2 separate regions of the Homo sapiens genome follow, and region 2 is linked to region 1. A link is an interaction called in ENCODE POLR2A ChIA-PET data of the cell type or tissue named here. Cell type or tissue: IMR-90. All regions are shown on one strand. Each heading gives the region's core, and the rest is flanking DNA. Links, peaks and the distances in the headings are about the cores only.

Evidence for each region. Peaks named below come from ENCODE experiments on the same cell type or tissue, not always from the same donor. Only the 100,000 strongest peaks of a DNase experiment are listed, where the experiment ranks them.
Region 2: POLR2A ChIA-PET joins it to region 1 with 7 read pairs; 2 of 35 experiments call an interaction of 5 or more read pairs at or near these places.

Annotation. Positions count from the first base shown.
Region 1 is chr1:70,485,075-70,489,471 of GRCh38, reverse strand. No RefSeq gene overlaps it. Among named protein-coding and RNA genes, the nearest start is that of CTH, 76 kb to the right of the region's middle. In IMR-90, for the core only: CTCF peaks have their summits at 1,387 and 2,171; a DNase peak (open chromatin) is centred at 2,071.
Region 2 is chr1:70,241,080-70,245,476 of GRCh38, reverse strand. SRSF11 (serine and arginine rich splicing factor 11) reads right to left here. Exons shown (of 12, transcript NM_001350605.2): 8 at 662-793. Among named protein-coding and RNA genes, the nearest start is that of SRSF11, 22 kb to the right of the region's middle. In IMR-90, for the core only: no CTCF peak of the experiment used is centred there; no DNase peak of the experiment used is centred there.

The DNA of each region.
Region 1 (4,397 bases), core at 209-4,208:
AGAGATGGGTTTCACTATGTTGGCCAGGTTGGTCTCAAACTCCTGACCTCAAGTGATTTGGCCACCGCGGCCTCCCAAAGTACTGGGATTACAGGTATGGGCTACCGCACCTGGCCATTATTATTTTTAATAGTTTTCTTATTCTTTTAGTCTTTTTACTAAAGATATCCATAGTTGAAACACTATGATTTCAACATTAGTACAACAATCACGTTAGCATCCTTTCCGCTCAGATTGAAGAACTCCCTTTAGTGGTTCTTTTAGGACAATTCTGATAGCAATAAATTCCCTCAGGTTTTGTTTCATTTGTTCCTCTTCATTTCTGAAGGATAGTTTTGCTAGGTACAGTGCTCTTGGTTGACAGGGTTTTTTTTTCTTTTAGCACTCTGAATATATTTCGCTTCATCCCAGCCTATAAGATTTCTGCTGGGAAGCCTGTCGCCAAGTGTATTGGATCTTCCTTACATGTTATTTGCTTCTTTTCTCTTACTGCTTTCAGAATCATCTTTTTGTCTTTGACCCTTGAGAGTTTGGTTATATGTCTTAGGGTAATCTTATTTGAGTTTAATCTGATTGGTGACTTTTGACCTTCTTGTACCTGGATATTTATATCTTTCTCCAGATTTGAAAACTTTTAATTATTATTATTTCAATCTTCCTATTAAATATCTCTGATAAATTTCTGAATTATCTCTATTTTCTTGAAATTTATTGATCTTCCTAAAAACAGCTTTTTTAAATTATTTGTCTGAGAGATCACACATCTCTATCACTCTAGAGTCAGTCTCTGGCACCTTATTTTCTGGGGAGGTCATATCTTCCTGAATGTTCCTAATACTTGTGGATCTGTGACAACGTCTGTGCATTCAGGGATTGGATGTTTATTTTAGTCATTGCAGTCTGGCTTTGTTTGTGCCTGTCCTCCTTCAAAAGGCCTTCCAGGGATTCTAAGTATACTGACTGTATTAGTTCATTCTCATACTGCTATGAAGAACTGCCCAAGACTGGGTAACTTATAAAGGAAAGAAGTTTAATTGACTCATAGTTCCACATGGCTGGAGAGGCCTCAGGAAACCTACAATCATGGCAGAAGGCACCTCTTTACAGGGTAGCAGGAAGGAGAAGAGCAAGTAGGGAAAATGCCAGGCACTTATAAAACCATCAGATCTCATGAGACTCACTAATTATCATGAGAACAGCATGGAGGAAACTGCCTCCATGAACTAATTACCTCCACGTGGTCCCGCCCTTGACACGTGAGGATTATAGGGATAATGGGGATTGTGGGGATTACAATTCAAGATGAGATTTTGAGTGGAGGCAACAGCGAAACCTTATCACTGACTGTTGTGTTTTTTGAGACTGCGGCCATTGCAACCATCTCAACACTAGAGGATGCTCTAAGCCCAGGTTTGCTATGAGTCTCATGAGAAGGTGGCATGGCTTTCTGGCCCAGATAGACCCAGGGAAGACCCAAGGAGGGTATTGGGGCTGTATGGGAATTCTGGCCAAGGTCTTGAGTCCAGAAGACTGCCCTGGTGGCCCAGACATGTATACCTCCCAGCATGCCTCTGCACAGTCAATATGTGTCCTGACTGCAGCGTGAGGGACTGGTGTTGAAACTGGGCCTCTTTGGGATCTGCTGGCAGGCCCAATTCATTGACTGTAATGTGCATGCATCACCCAAAAGGTCCCTACACAACTAGGGTCATTCGTCAAATACAACAGCAGTGGCTGGAGATGAGACTGGGCCCCAATGTGGAAGGGATAGCACGCCTTCCACATTGACTCAGACAGGTATGCATCTCTCAGCATGTGCCTGCACAAACAAGATAGTTCCTGGCTGCAGCAGGAAGGACTAGAGCTGAGACCAGGCCCCCTTGGGATCTGCTATGGGACAGAGGCTAGAGAGCTCCATCTTAACTCAGAGGGGTGGGTGTTGCCCAGCAAGTTACTTTGCAGATGCAGTATTTCCCTGACTGCAGCTGGAGGGGCCAGAGCTGAAACTTGGCCTCCTCAGGTTCTGTTGTGGGATAGAGGCTGGAAAGCCCTGACTCATTGGCTCAGAATGTGCATGTGTCTCAGAAAAACCCTGAACAGATGGAATAGTTCCCTGATTACAGCAAGAGGGGTCAGAGCTGAGACTGTGTTTTGGCAGGAGCTCCTGTTGGACAGAGGCTGGAGAGCTCATCTCACAGGGCCAGAAAGGTGCTTGTCTCCCAGCAGGTCTCAGTTCAGGCAGGATAGCTTCCAAACTCCAGCAGGAGAGGCCAGAACTAAAACTGGGCTCCCTCAGGATCTGCTGTGATGCAGAAGCTGGACAGCCCAGTCTCAGTGACTCAGAGGCAGGTGTGTGTGTCTCCCAGGACTTCCCTGCACAGATGAGATAGTTCCCTGATCGCAGAAGGAGGGCCCTGAGCTGGGACTGGCTCAGGGTCTGCTGTGGGATCAAGGTTGGCAAGCACATCAGGGAGGCTCAGACTACCAGACTGCAAGAGATGGGTAAGTATCCCTCTGGGCCCTTTTATAAGCAGCTCTGAGCTGGGACCTCAGCTGAAGAAGGCTGGGCCAGAGCCATACAGCAACTTTCAGGTTCCATGCCCAGACTGATATCAGCAGGCAGACTAACCTTTCTGCCAAGGAACTAGTGTGCTCAATTCCTTCTGGACCCCTTGGCAGATGGTTTTGGTTGCAGGCTCAAAGCCAAATGGAACTAGAGCCAAGCACCTTGGAGGACTAGGCCACTTCTGGGCTTGAACCCAGGTGCAAACTTGGTGAATCAACCGCTTGACAGCACTGTCAGTCTGGACTCTCAAAACGATCCTTCTAGGTCTTGGACTCCATCAGGGTTTCACAAGCATCTACCTGAATACTGAGGCTCTTATAGAGTGACTTTTAACTATGTCTTGGTGTAGATTTCTTCTTGTTGGGAGGATATAAGAGGGTTACCTTCTATTCCACTATCTTGGTGATGTAATCTGCCTCCATTTTTGCTCATTTTTGTTTGTTTGTTTGTTTCTTTTTGACACATGGTATCATTCTGTTGCCCAGACTGCAGTTTAGTGGAGTGATCTCAGCTCACTGCAACCTCTGCCACCTGGGCTCAAGCAATCCTCCCACCTCAGTCTCCCAAGTAGCTGGAACTACAGGCATGTGTGACCACGCCCGGCTAATTTTTATATTTTTTGTAGAAATGGGGCTTCACCATGTCACCCAGGCTGGTCTCAAATTCCTAGACTCAAGTGATCCGTTCGTCTTGGCCTCCCAAAGCGCTGGGATTACAGGTATCAGCCACCACACCCGGCCCATTTTTGCTCATTCTTATCTTTTCATCAGACATACCACCATCCTCACAAACACCTGCTGGTTGAAATGTTGTTCATATTAGTTTTTTGTTACTGCTGAAATAAATTACTGCAAGTTTAATAGCTTCAAAAACACAGATATATTATCATAAGGTTCTTTAAGTTCACAGTCTTACATGGTCTCACCGGGCTAAAATCAAGGTGCTGCATACCTTTCTGAAGCTCTGGAGGAGAATCCACTTTCTTGCCTCTTCTGGTTTCTAGAGCCTCCTGCATTCCTCAGCTTATGTCCACTTTTACTTTTACTCTGTTCTAAGTCGGCAATGTCATACCTCTGTGATCCTACTTCTGTCTTCTGCTATCACATCACTCTCTGACCACAGCCTCTCCCCGTCTCAAGGTTCTTAACCTTAACCACAAAGTCGAAGTCCCTTTCACCATGTAAGATAACATATTCACAATTTCCAGACATTAGGATATGGACATCTTTGGGGGTCCACTATTCTGCCTACCATACTGCTCATTCATTTGCAGCCATAACATTCTAACGCATAGTTAGTGGAATTATAATTGGGAAATTGGATGGTAGTTCCAAACATACTGAAATTAAATGTATACATTCATTTTAACTCCATGTAACTTCACACCTGTGAAGTGTATGCCACAGAAATACTTAGACATTTATTCATTTAACATACTTAAAATATGTTACACTCCAGGTATTTTTCCAGTTGCTAGGAAAAAAGAGAAAGCCCTTGACCTCAAACCACTAGTGAAAGAAGGCAAAGAATAAGCAAATAAATATGAATTATGTGACATGGTTATAGTAGATACTTTTTTCAGTTGATGAGACCAAAATATTTAGTTTTGCTTGACTCCTGTTTTTTCTTCACACCCCATAACTAATTCATCAGCAAATTCTAATGGTTCTATTTTCAAAATACTTCAGAATCCTACCATCTTATGTGTGCCAATATACATTTACAAAAATGTTTTCCTAAGTAAATCAAGGCACTATTAGCAGATAAATAAGGATGAATGATCAGAAGGAAAAAACAAACCAACAAACAAGATCTCTACTATAACATCTTC
Region 2 (4,397 bases), core at 277-4,276, 240 kb after region 1:
ATTCACTCTGCAGCACATAAGGACTAAAAGCCCCATTATTACAGGTTTAACAATGATAGTAAAGCTACCCCCACTCTTCTGTTCTCATCAGTTGAGTTTTATGCTTCCCAAGAGTAAGTTATGTTGTGTCCCCAGCTGTACTTACTTTAATGACATGATTTAACTAAATATATAAATGAACAAAATAATGCCAAATATAGAGTTGCTTCTAGAAAATTAAGATAAATATTTTAGCAAGAGATAAAAAGCAGTTGCTAAAAAAATTAAGTGCTGTGAAATTGTATGCCTCACAACTATAAATGACTGGGGGCATACTAATTTAAAAGTGTTTGGTTCTACACGAAAAGACTGGTTTTTGAATATATTTTTAGATGGAAATAAAACGTTACGGTATTTCTTATGAAAGAAGGTAGCAGGACAGCTAACAATTCCTACTACTAAGAAATTTTACTTAGGCCCTCAGCTGTAAGCTGAAGTTTCAGTTTACAAGGAAGCACCAGAAAGCAAACGTCAGCCTCCTCAAACTCAAATATTGACAGTTTCTTCCCCTGTCTAGCCCTATTTCTCTGCCCCGCACCCCAACCACCTCTTTTGTTACTAAGTAGCACAGTACTAGGGGTACTGGGAACCCTAAAATTTGCTTTCTCACCCAATGCTATACCTTGTTTTTGATGTGCTCCTTGACCTTCTACCTCTTTCTCTGGAATGAGATCTTCTCCGCCTTGGGCTTTTGGATCGTCGCCGACTCCTAGACTTAGAATGTGACCGCCGTCTCGATCTGCTTCTTGACCGCCTAATAGTGTAAAAGGAAGCCAATACATGTGTATAAATGTAAAAAGACTATAAATTTTGTGCTTAGTATCAGACAAAAGATTCGGACATATGGACTAAACAATTAAATGGGGGATAATTCCCTTCCATTTGCTATTATTTAGCCCATAGAACAAACACCTTCAACACCTTAGAAATTAGTAATACCTTTTAACACTTGGAATTCCTCACCTTTTAATGATTTGCTCAACCTGTCAGATAGGTCCTTCTATGCCCACTGTACTTACAACTCCAAGGTTAAAAATACTACTAGATCATGAAGGAGAATAAAAGTATGACTTATTTGCATCATCTTATACAATTATATAGCATTTTAGCATGTATTTCTTATTTGATTCCTCATTAGTGCAGCTTAAACCTTCCTCATCATAAATCAAATACTTATATCACGCTATATATAAACTACAAATTGGTCTCGTAAGTCCATAAAGTAAATGCCACTATTATTTCTATTTTATAAAGAGAAACTACTTATTGTGTTGCCATCTCCTATTTCGAATTTTTCTCTGAAACAAATTCCACTCCTTTAATCCACAATTTAGGAAACTCCAGGCAATGCAGACCTTTTACAGATATATACAATTTGTATAAACTGCCTCTTTTACTCTCATTTTTCCCTGACATATCTGTTTCTCTACTCCCTGCACCGAGCCCCCATCCATTGTGTCCTGACCTGGCTCTTCCAGGACTAAGAAGCACAATTAACCTTTAGATGTTGTCATCCTCCCTACTGCATTAAAACTCATTCTCCTCTATCTTTTAAGCGATGGGGTTTTGCCATGTTGCCCAGGATGGTCTTGAACTCCTGGGCTCAAGCCACCAGCCCACCTTGGCCTCCCAGAGTTGGGATTATAGGCATTAACCACCACAACCGGCCCATTCTCTTCTATTTTAAAAATTAAAAATAAGTTGCAATCCTTTGCTTAGTCTTGATCACTTAACTTTTAGTGACCATTCAACTTCTCTCTGTGCAACATTTCAAATATAGTCTAAATTTTCTGCCTACTTTTCTTTTCAAGGTACAAGAAAGAGTATGGACATCTTAAAGACTTGTGTTAAACTCTCATTTATAAGCCAGGTAACTTAAGAGTATTATCTAACCTCTCTGACCTTGTTACTTCAGCAGTCAAGGATAGTAACACCTCTATCACCAAATAATGACAAAGATTAAATGCAGTATATAGAGTCTAGCTCGGTGCCTTAGTGTAGGCACACACAAGTGACCCTTGAATAACATGAGCTTTAACGGCATGGTTCCACCTACACACTGTGTTTTTTTTTTTTTTTTTTTTTTTTTTTTTTTTTTTTTGCCACCAACCAAATGTGGATTAAAAACAGTATTTGAAGGATGAGGAACCCATGTATAGTCAGGACTGAGTTTTCCTATATGTGGATTCCAGAGGACTTGAGTATGCATGGATTCTGGTATAGATGGATTTGTAACCAATCCCCTGCATATACGGAGGGGACTGTACATTAAATATTGATGTCCTTCTTTCCTCTTACTGATGTACTAATATAGCTTCTGTTGCCATAACTCCCTAAAACAACTGCCTCAAAACCCATAGTAATGCCTCAATAAACTATTTGAGTTATTGAACTCAATTAACTTTAATTTTAATCTCTTATTTTCAGCCATATTTGAAACTATTTACTAAACAATTCCTTGCAATAACATCTCCACATCCTAAGATGTTTTTATCTACTTAACTACCCTACCATAGGCTCCACAAAGACATGGGAAGTAAGTCTTTTCATGACTGTATTCTTGAGCAATTACTACACTGCCTGATTTAAATAAAAGGCACCAATAATATACTTTGAATGAAATATAGGCATATAAAATATCAGAATCATAACCTTAAGAGATTAAACAGTTGTTTTCAAAGGGGAATGTACTACCGTCACTTTTCTACACTTACTAGTTCATATGAGCTTTTAACCAGCAAAAGAGATTAGTGTAACATATTTTTAATAAAGTCAAAAAGCTTGTGAAAGTCATGGTCATTTAACACACTATGTGATGCTTGATACTACAACTGGGCTGGACTCAGTGGCTTGTATCTGTCACCCCAGCACTTTGGGAGGCCGAGGTGGGCAAACAGCTCGAGCTCAGGAGTTCGAGACCAGCCTGGGCAACATGGCAAAACCCTGTCTCTACATAAAAAAAAAAGGTGCAAAAATTAGCCAGGTGTGGTGGTGCATGCCTGTAGTCCCAGCTGCTCAGGAGGCTGAGGTGGGAGGATGGCTTGAGCCTGGTGGGGGTGTGGGGTGTGGGGGGTGTGTGTGTGTGGTGAGGGTTACCACAACCCACAACAATGATTTCTGTTACGATGTATTACAAGTATCTGGATTCAGGGACATATTTCACTTCTACTTTTCACTGGTCATAGTAAAGTAATTAATATTAAAATGAGAGAGTCCCAGTAAGATTTAATATAAAGAAAAAGACACAGGCTCTCCCTTTTTTTTTTTTTTTTAAGACGGAGTCTCGCTGTCACCAAGCTGGAGTGCAGTGGCGCCATCCTGGCTCACTGCAATCCCCGCCTCCGGGGTTCAAGCGATTCTCCTGCTTCAGCCTCCTGAGTAGCTGGGATTACAGCTGCGCGCGCCACCACACCCAGCTGATTTTTGTGTTTTTAGGAGAGACGGGGTTTCACTATGTTGGCCAGGCTGGTCTCAATCTCCTGACCTTGTGATCCTCCGCCTCGGCCTCCCCAAGTGCTGGGACTACAGGCGTGAGCCACCCCACCCGGCCCAGGCTCTCCTTTTTCCTAAGAGTTTGGTAAAAGGAAACACATATAAATTGTAGTAATCATGAGGTATATCCTATTGCAGAGGTTAAACTAAACTATGAGAGCACTGTCATGGAAGATTAAGACTGCAAGCATTGTATCTTGAAGAAAGAAAAAGGAGTTCCTCAAAGCGGAAATGGAAGATGTGGAAAAGCATTAGGCAGAAAGGATCATGAGCAGAAACATGAAGACATAAAGAAAATGGTATGTTGAGGCAATTAGTCCTGTAACTTTTGGAGTGGCAAATGACACGTGTAAAAAGATAAACCAGACGGAATAGTAAAGAACCCTGAAAGCCATTCTAAGGTTTTATGTATCACCTTATCAAGGCAATAAGGAACTTCTCAGTATCTGTGACATGATCTGTATTTGGGTTTCTGAAAGACAACTCTAAGAATAAGACAGTGGGATAAGGTGGGTGACAGGGAATAAACAGACATAGCATACAGGATAACCCCTGTAATACTTCAAGAAATGACTTAAAATAAGAAAATGATATTAAAAGATAAAAACAGAGTGAAAAGATCATCTCTGAGACAGAAATGTGACTTTTTAGATATTTTATGATATAAGTGCTTTTAATAGAGACGTGACAAAGTCTAGGATTCAAGTCACACTGCTCTTTCAAAAATCCTGACAATAAATAGGAGAAATGGTTTTATCTAACCCTTGGTAAAAACTAAGGGGTAACGGACACTAAGAAAAGGCAGACAACTGACAGAACTAGGTTCCAGAAGAGATGAAGCCAGGAGTGAAGGTTTAAGAGTCAAG